2 separate regions of the Homo sapiens genome follow, and region 1 is linked to region 2. The links are chromatin contacts, found by Hi-C or POLR2A ChIA-PET in ENCODE. All regions are on one chromosome and are shown on one strand. The core of a region is the stretch at or near the end of the contact, and the rest is flanking DNA. Distances in the headings are between cores, read along the strand shown. Region 1 overlaps CNTRL (centriolin). Region 2 overlaps FBXW2 (F-box and WD repeat domain containing 2).

The links. Hi-C counts contacts between places; a loop is a spot of excess contacts on that map. ChIA-PET counts read pairs that join two places held with the same protein, here RNA polymerase II (POLR2A). Pooled maps may share reads with other maps.
Region 1: a loop to region 2 is called in a map of CD8-positive, alpha-beta T cell, with 23 times the contacts of the local background. The contact joins two enhancer-like sites. A Hi-C loop is called at or near these places in 4 of 168 maps with a recorded cell type or tissue (CD8-positive, alpha-beta T cell, HCT116, K562 and 1 more), 13 of 37 single-sample maps with no recorded cell type and 10 of 50 pooled maps. POLR2A ChIA-PET finds 5 or more read pairs at or near these places in 1 of 52 experiments (H1).

What each region holds. Positions count from the first base shown.
Region 1 is chr9:121,155,331-121,158,396 of GRCh38, forward strand. It overlaps CNTRL (centriolin), which reads left to right. Exons shown (of 44, transcript NM_007018.6): 28 at 2,140-2,270; 29 at 2,410-2,550; 30 at 2,653-2,779. Among named protein-coding and RNA genes, the nearest start is that of RAB14, 45 kb to the right of the region's middle. Within about 2 kb of position 1,286, at least 7 of the 41 ENCODE cell types and tissues checked have a DNase peak (open chromatin) inside an H3K27ac peak, as active enhancers do.
Region 2 is chr9:120,754,125-120,757,494 of GRCh38, forward strand. FBXW2 (F-box and WD repeat domain containing 2) reads right to left here. Exons shown (of 8, transcript NM_012164.4): 8 at 2,850-3,370. Among named protein-coding and RNA genes, the nearest start is that of FBXW2, 38 kb to the right of the region's middle. Within about 2 kb of position 1,852, at least 4 of the 41 ENCODE cell types and tissues checked have a DNase peak (open chromatin) inside an H3K27ac peak, as active enhancers do.

The DNA of each region.
Region 1 (3,066 bases), core at 36-2,535, 400 kb after region 2:
ACTTTGGTCTTCAGGTTGATAATGATACAAAATATTTTTTGGTCAGAGATAATTTTCTTTTTTTTGTTTGAGATGGTGTCTCGCTCTGTCACCCAGGCTGGAGTGGAGTGGCGCAATCTTGGCTCACTGCAACCTCCGCCTCCCGGGTTCAAGCGATTCTCCTGCCTCAGCCTCCTGAGTAGAGACGGGGTTTCACCATGTTGGTCAGGCTGGTTTTGAACTCCTAACCTTGTGATCCTGCCTCAGCTTCCCAAAGTTCTGGGATTACAGGCGTGAGCCACTGCGCCTGGCCCGATAATATTCTTTAGACCACAACACAGAGGGAAGTTGGGGAGAAAAAGGAGTTACCTTTTATTGAGCCACTGCTGTGGCTACACATGGCCATTTTGTAAATGTTTCATTTAACCTTCCTGGCAGCCCTGTGTAGATGATGTTAGCTTGGTTTACTGATGTAGCTCAGAGAGGCTCATTACTGGCCCAGAGTCACATAGCCAAGGGCTCTTTTAGTTAGATGAGAATTCCAGGATGAAAAGAGTTCCTTACCCACATGAAACACCTCAGGAACTATTATTTGTATTTTGCTATTTCAACATGAATCTATTTAAATTAAAAGCAGTCTATTACCTAGGAACTAAATTATTTATTAAAGAAATTCTGTGAGTAATTAAGAATGGAAAAAGTCCTTTTCAGATGAGCTGTTCCTTCTGTTGTCATATGTTGGATTACTGTGAGAGAAAATAGATGTGAGCAGAACTAGAGGAAAAAAAATCACTGGTATAATAATATATAATAAGATATTTTGATAATATATCAAAATATCACTGGTATATTTTGATTATAAATTTTGGTATATTTTGGTTATATATTAATATATATAGGTATAGATATATAAAATCATCAAAAGAAAATTGATGGCAGTGGTAGTAGGCAGAGGTAGTAAGTCAACCAAGGCTGGTAAGTTCTTTCACCTTCATCCTCCCAAAATGACTCAGGGAGGCAGCTTGGTAAGAAGGAGGAGGAGAGAGAAAGTAGTGGTGTTTTGGAAGGAGTGTGCCAGACATGTTAAAACCTGACATAGAAGGAGACAAAAAACTATTTGGTGGCTTTTCTGGAATGCATAGCCAGTTTTATCCAGTGCTTTGCTGGTGAAACTGACAGAAACAAGCTATCTGAAATGGAAAGACGTATGGTAAAATATGTAGCTCTCTGGGAGCTTGCCAACCCTTTTGCATCCACACAGATATTTAATAGGCAAATTTAACATACGGACTCCTCTGGCTTTAGTACAATGGCAGACTTCAGTTTTTTTTGGCTGAAGGTGAGTCACTGCTCAACCAAGTGCAAACCACACTCTATTTATTTTTGGAACTTTTGATGTCATTGTTTTAAGCATCTTATGTTAGGCAGAAAAAGAAACCAAGTTGATTAAAACAAATGTGTTTTTACCAAATCTTATATAGGAAGATTTTAAACATTTGCAAAGTATTTAATGTTTGTGTTTGTCAGCCGTAATTACATTATCACCAGATCAATGCATTTTTACTTCGCTTGATAATAACTATAGAGTGCAGCAAGAATTTCTGTGTGGAGGAAATCTTGGTAAAATCACTTCCTTCCCACTTAGTTGGGTAGATAGTTTTAATATTTAAAATGATATAATAGTATTACAGATTATTTTGAAATAAAAAGCATCTTTAGTTCCACTACTTTCAAATGACTGTATTTATTTTTATATAGTCTTTCTGTCTTTGTTGACACATGTAGTTTTACACAGTTGCTCTCACAGTGCTTATACCATTTTAAATTTATTTTTCTCAGCCAACATAATATTAACATTCTTCCGTGTTGCTACATTGTCATCTGATCATTTGAAAGGCTACACAGTATTCCACTTTGTTAATGCATTATCACTTAGCCTATTATTATTTGTCAGGTCTTATATTATTATACATTGAGCATTTTTATATAGTAGTTCTTTGCTTCTGAATTATTTACCGAGAATTAGAGTTACAGTGAATGGACATTTTTATGTCTTTCTGTACCATCTTGTTTTCCAAAAGAGCTGTACTGGTTTACATGGCCAGTAGCTGTGAGTGAGTATTGTAACTGAATGGCTTTTAATGACAGTTTCTTTTCTAGACAAAAAATGCTGTTGAAAAGTTCACTGATGCCAAGAGAAGTTTATTGCAAACTGAGTCAGATGCTGAGGAATTAGAAAGGAGAGCTCAGGAAACTGCTGTTAACCTCGTCAAAGCTGATCAGCAGCTAAGGTAGGTGGATTCCCTAAGCCGTTGATGTATACATTGAGATGAATGAAAAGTTTGCTTCTAAGGGGATAATAATTGGTTTATGATAAATAATGCATGGTAAGTCTACAGGACCTGGGGGGAATAAAGCAATGTGCTTTAGATCGCTCCAGGCTGATGCAAAGGATTTGGAGCAGCACAAAATCAAGCAAGAAGAAATCTTGAAAGAAATAAACAAAATTGTAGCAGCAAAAGACTCAGACTTCCAATGTTTAAGCAAGAAGAAGGAAAAACTGACAGAAGAGTAAGTAAGGCCTCTGTAGGGCTACAAGGGGTTTGTGCTGGAAGACAGCTCTGGGGTTCCGAGTCCCTTAGGATCTGCTCTAGTGTTGCTGGTGCTTTGTAGGCTTCAGAAACTACAGAAAGACATAGAGATGGCAGAACGCAATGAGGATCACCACCTGCAGGTCCTTAAAGAATCTGAGGTGCTTCTTCAGGCCAAAAGAGCCGAGCTGGAAAAGCTGAAAAGCCAGGTATGGCAATAGACACCTTGAAAAAACAACTGACACAGCACTTTATGATTATAAAAGTAATACATGTTTAATTGTAGAAAAGAATAAATGCGGCTATGTATTATAGTTGTTAAGCATGAAGTCTGAACTAAATTTGAATCCCAACTCAATACAATACTTCTGAATAAAAAAAGTGGGTCTCAAAACATGGTATACTCTATGAGATCATTTCTGTTAAATGCCTTTATCAACACTTATGGTTGTATTTTTAGTCAATACCAAAGTACAAAAGTGGTCATCTGATAAGG
Region 2 (3,370 bases), core at 602-3,101:
TTTTTCTCATTCTTTTTTTTTTGAGATGGAGTCTCACTCTGTCGCCCAGGCTGGAGTGCAGTGGCTTAATCTCCGCTCACTGCAACCTCCGCCTCCTGGGTTCAAGCGATTCTCCTGCCTCAGCCTCCCGAGTAGCTGGGACTACAGGTGCGTGCCACCACGCCCGGCTAATTTTTGTATTTTTAGTAGAGATGGGGTTTCACCATGTTGGCCATGCTGGTCTTAAACTCCTGACCTCAGGTGATCCACCTGCCTCGGCCTCCCAAAATGCTGGGATTACAGGCATGAGCCACTACACCCAGCAGACGTGCATGTATCTTTATGGTAGAACGATTTATATTCCTTTGGGCATATACCCAGTAGTGGGATTCCTGGGTTGAATGGCAGTTCTGGTTTTTAAGCTCTTTGAAGAATCACCACACTGCTTTCCACAATGGTTGAACTAATTTACACTCCCACCAACAGTGTATATGTGTTCCCTTTTCTCTACCTCTCCAAAGTTCATTCTTTTTTTTCTTTGATACGACAAAGTCTCACTGTGTTGCCCAGGCAAGAGTGCAGTGGCGTGATCTCGGCTCACTGTAACCTCTGCCTCCCAGGTTCAAGCTATTCTCCTGACTCAGCCTCCCAAGTAACGAGGATTACAGGCACCTGCTACCATGCCCAGCTAATTTTTTTTTCGTATTTTTAGTAGAGACGGAGTTTCACCATGTTAGCCAGGCTGGTGTCAAACTCCTGACCTCAGGTGATCCACCTGCCTCTGTCTCCCAAAGTGTTGGGATTATAGGCGTAAGCCACCAGGCCCGGTCAAAAAAAAATTTTTTTTTTTTTTTTTTTTTTTTTGAGACAGAGTCCTGCTCTGTCTCCCAGGCTGCAGTGCAGTAGCATAATCATGGCTCACTGCAACATATGCCTTCTTGGCTCAAGCAATTCTCCCACCTTAGCCTCCCAAATGGCTGGGACTATGGGCGCATGCCACCACGTCTGGCTAATTTTTGTATTTTCTGTAGAGATGGGGTTTCACCCTCTTACCCAGGCTGGTGTCAAACTCCTGGGCTCAAGCAATCCACCAGCCTCAGACTCCTAGAGTCCTGAGATTACAGGCCTGAGTCACTGCACCTGGCCATGTTATTTTTTGACTTTTTAATAGCTATTCTGACTGGTGTGAGATGGTATCTCACTGTGGTTTTGATTTGCATTTCTCTAATGATCAGTTATTGAGCTTTTTTAAATATGCTTTCTTTGGACACACACATGTCTTCTTTTGAAAAGTGTTCATGTCCTTTGCCCACTTTTTAATGGTTTTTTTTTCTTGTAGACTTGCTTAGGATCCTTACAGATGCTGAATATTAGACCTTTGTCAGATACATAGTTTGCAAATATTTTCTCCCATTCTGTAGATTGTCTATTTACTCTGTTGACAGTTCCTTCTGCTGCCTACTGATGTCTTAGCATGACATGCCCTATGATAACTGGAAATAAAGTAGAAGGCAAGTACAGTATTAGAACACATTTAGGCTGGGTGCGGTGGCTCACTCCTGTAATCCCAGCACTTTGTGAGGCTGAGGTGGGCGGATCACCTGAGGTCAGGAGTTTGAGACCACCCTGGCCAACATGGTGAAACCCCATCTCTACTAAAAATAACAATTAGCTGGGCATGGTGGTGTGCGCCTGTAATCCCAGCTACCTAGGAGGCTGAGGCAGAATTGCTTGAACCTGGGAGGCAGAGGTCACGCCACTGCACTCCAGCCTGGGCGACAAGAACAAAACTCAGTCTCAGAATGTGCAGTAACCTTAAGTGCAAGAAAGTCCTTGGTATAATTAAACGTCTTCTACAGCAACGGAATCTGGCTCTCATTACTAGCTGCAACTCCCAAATTTTCCACTAGGTGGCAGAACAGGCTAGATAATAGCCGGGGGTTCTCAACCTTAGTGGGCATCACAAACACCTGTGGGTCTTCAGCCCCAAAGTTTGATTCATTAGGTCTGGGTGTGGCCTGATAATTAGCATTCCTAACAAGCTTCCAGGTGATGCTGATGTTTCCAGGTGATGCTGGAAGGAAAGTACATTTTGTGAACACTGGATTACAGAAAATCAATGTAGACCAACCCAAGGCCCATTCACCCATCCATCCATCCATCCATCCTTCCTCCAGTTTACTTTGTAGTTCTAGGTGATGTGAGCACAGAGAAGAATGAGACATGGTTTGTTCTCAAGACATAGTCGGGTGAGGGAGAAAAGGAAAATGAAAAAAATAACTCTTAGTCTATTATTTCCACCTCTCCATTTCTTCCAATATACAGACTTCCTAAGTGTTGTTTTTCTCTTCTTCTGTCAAATAGAGTTTAAGCCTTGTGCCCTTAAAGCCTGAAAGATCAACTAGCCCAAGAGCTGCCTTACATGGCTAAACCTGCTGAACTAAGAAACTCAGGAATGTTTGCTATCCTATAAAAAGTTTCAGATAGAAAATCTCCTCTCTGAACTTAGAAGCTGGAGATATAAAAGCACACCTGACACCCTCGAGTCTGCATTGAGTAAAAATAAAACACAGGATTACTATGTTCTTAGAATCTGTGCTTGGCTGCTTTCCAAAATGAATTCCTCATTTTAAACTTCAATATATATTATGGTTAATTTGGGGAAAAAACATTTTGACTCATGACTGTCCATATTTTCCTTTAAATAGTATTGTTGACTAGCTCTAATCTTTGGTACTGGGTCTTACTAGATCTACTTTTTGCATAATTTGTGATGTACCATATAAACCAGTAATATGTAAACAGATTGTGTATAGGTTTACTTGACACAAATCCTTTTTATGTAATGAAAGAACACTTCAACGCATGTCTTGGGTTGAACTATTATTTCTAAATCAGTGATAATTAGATTAGTGAAATTTTATTTATAGCCATAATTCATCTCGACCAATGATTTCACAAGTATTTGAAAGTGTAATGGGTAAAAGATGCAGACAGAATTCAAGAGATACAAATAAGCACACATAAAAATATGTCATTTTCTCTCTAGTCCCCTCCCCCATAAAAATGTTGTCATGTGTTAAAGAAATGTCAGTTAAAGCAACCTTGAGATACTTCCTTTATATCTATTAAATTGGCAAACATGTTTAGAAATGTTCTTTCTTGACTCGGGCAGTGGTTAGACAAGTGTTCACTTCATAACTATTCGACAAAACTGTGTGTTGTATGCACTCTTCTGTACCTGTAACAGAAAATACTAAGAAAAAATTCCACTGCTTTTGCGAGTAAGTCTTCTACTGGAACTTGTTCTAAGGAAATATGCACAAAGAAGTTCTCTGTAGTATCTTCTAAAAAGCAGAACTGGAAACTACCTAATTATCTACCAAAACAG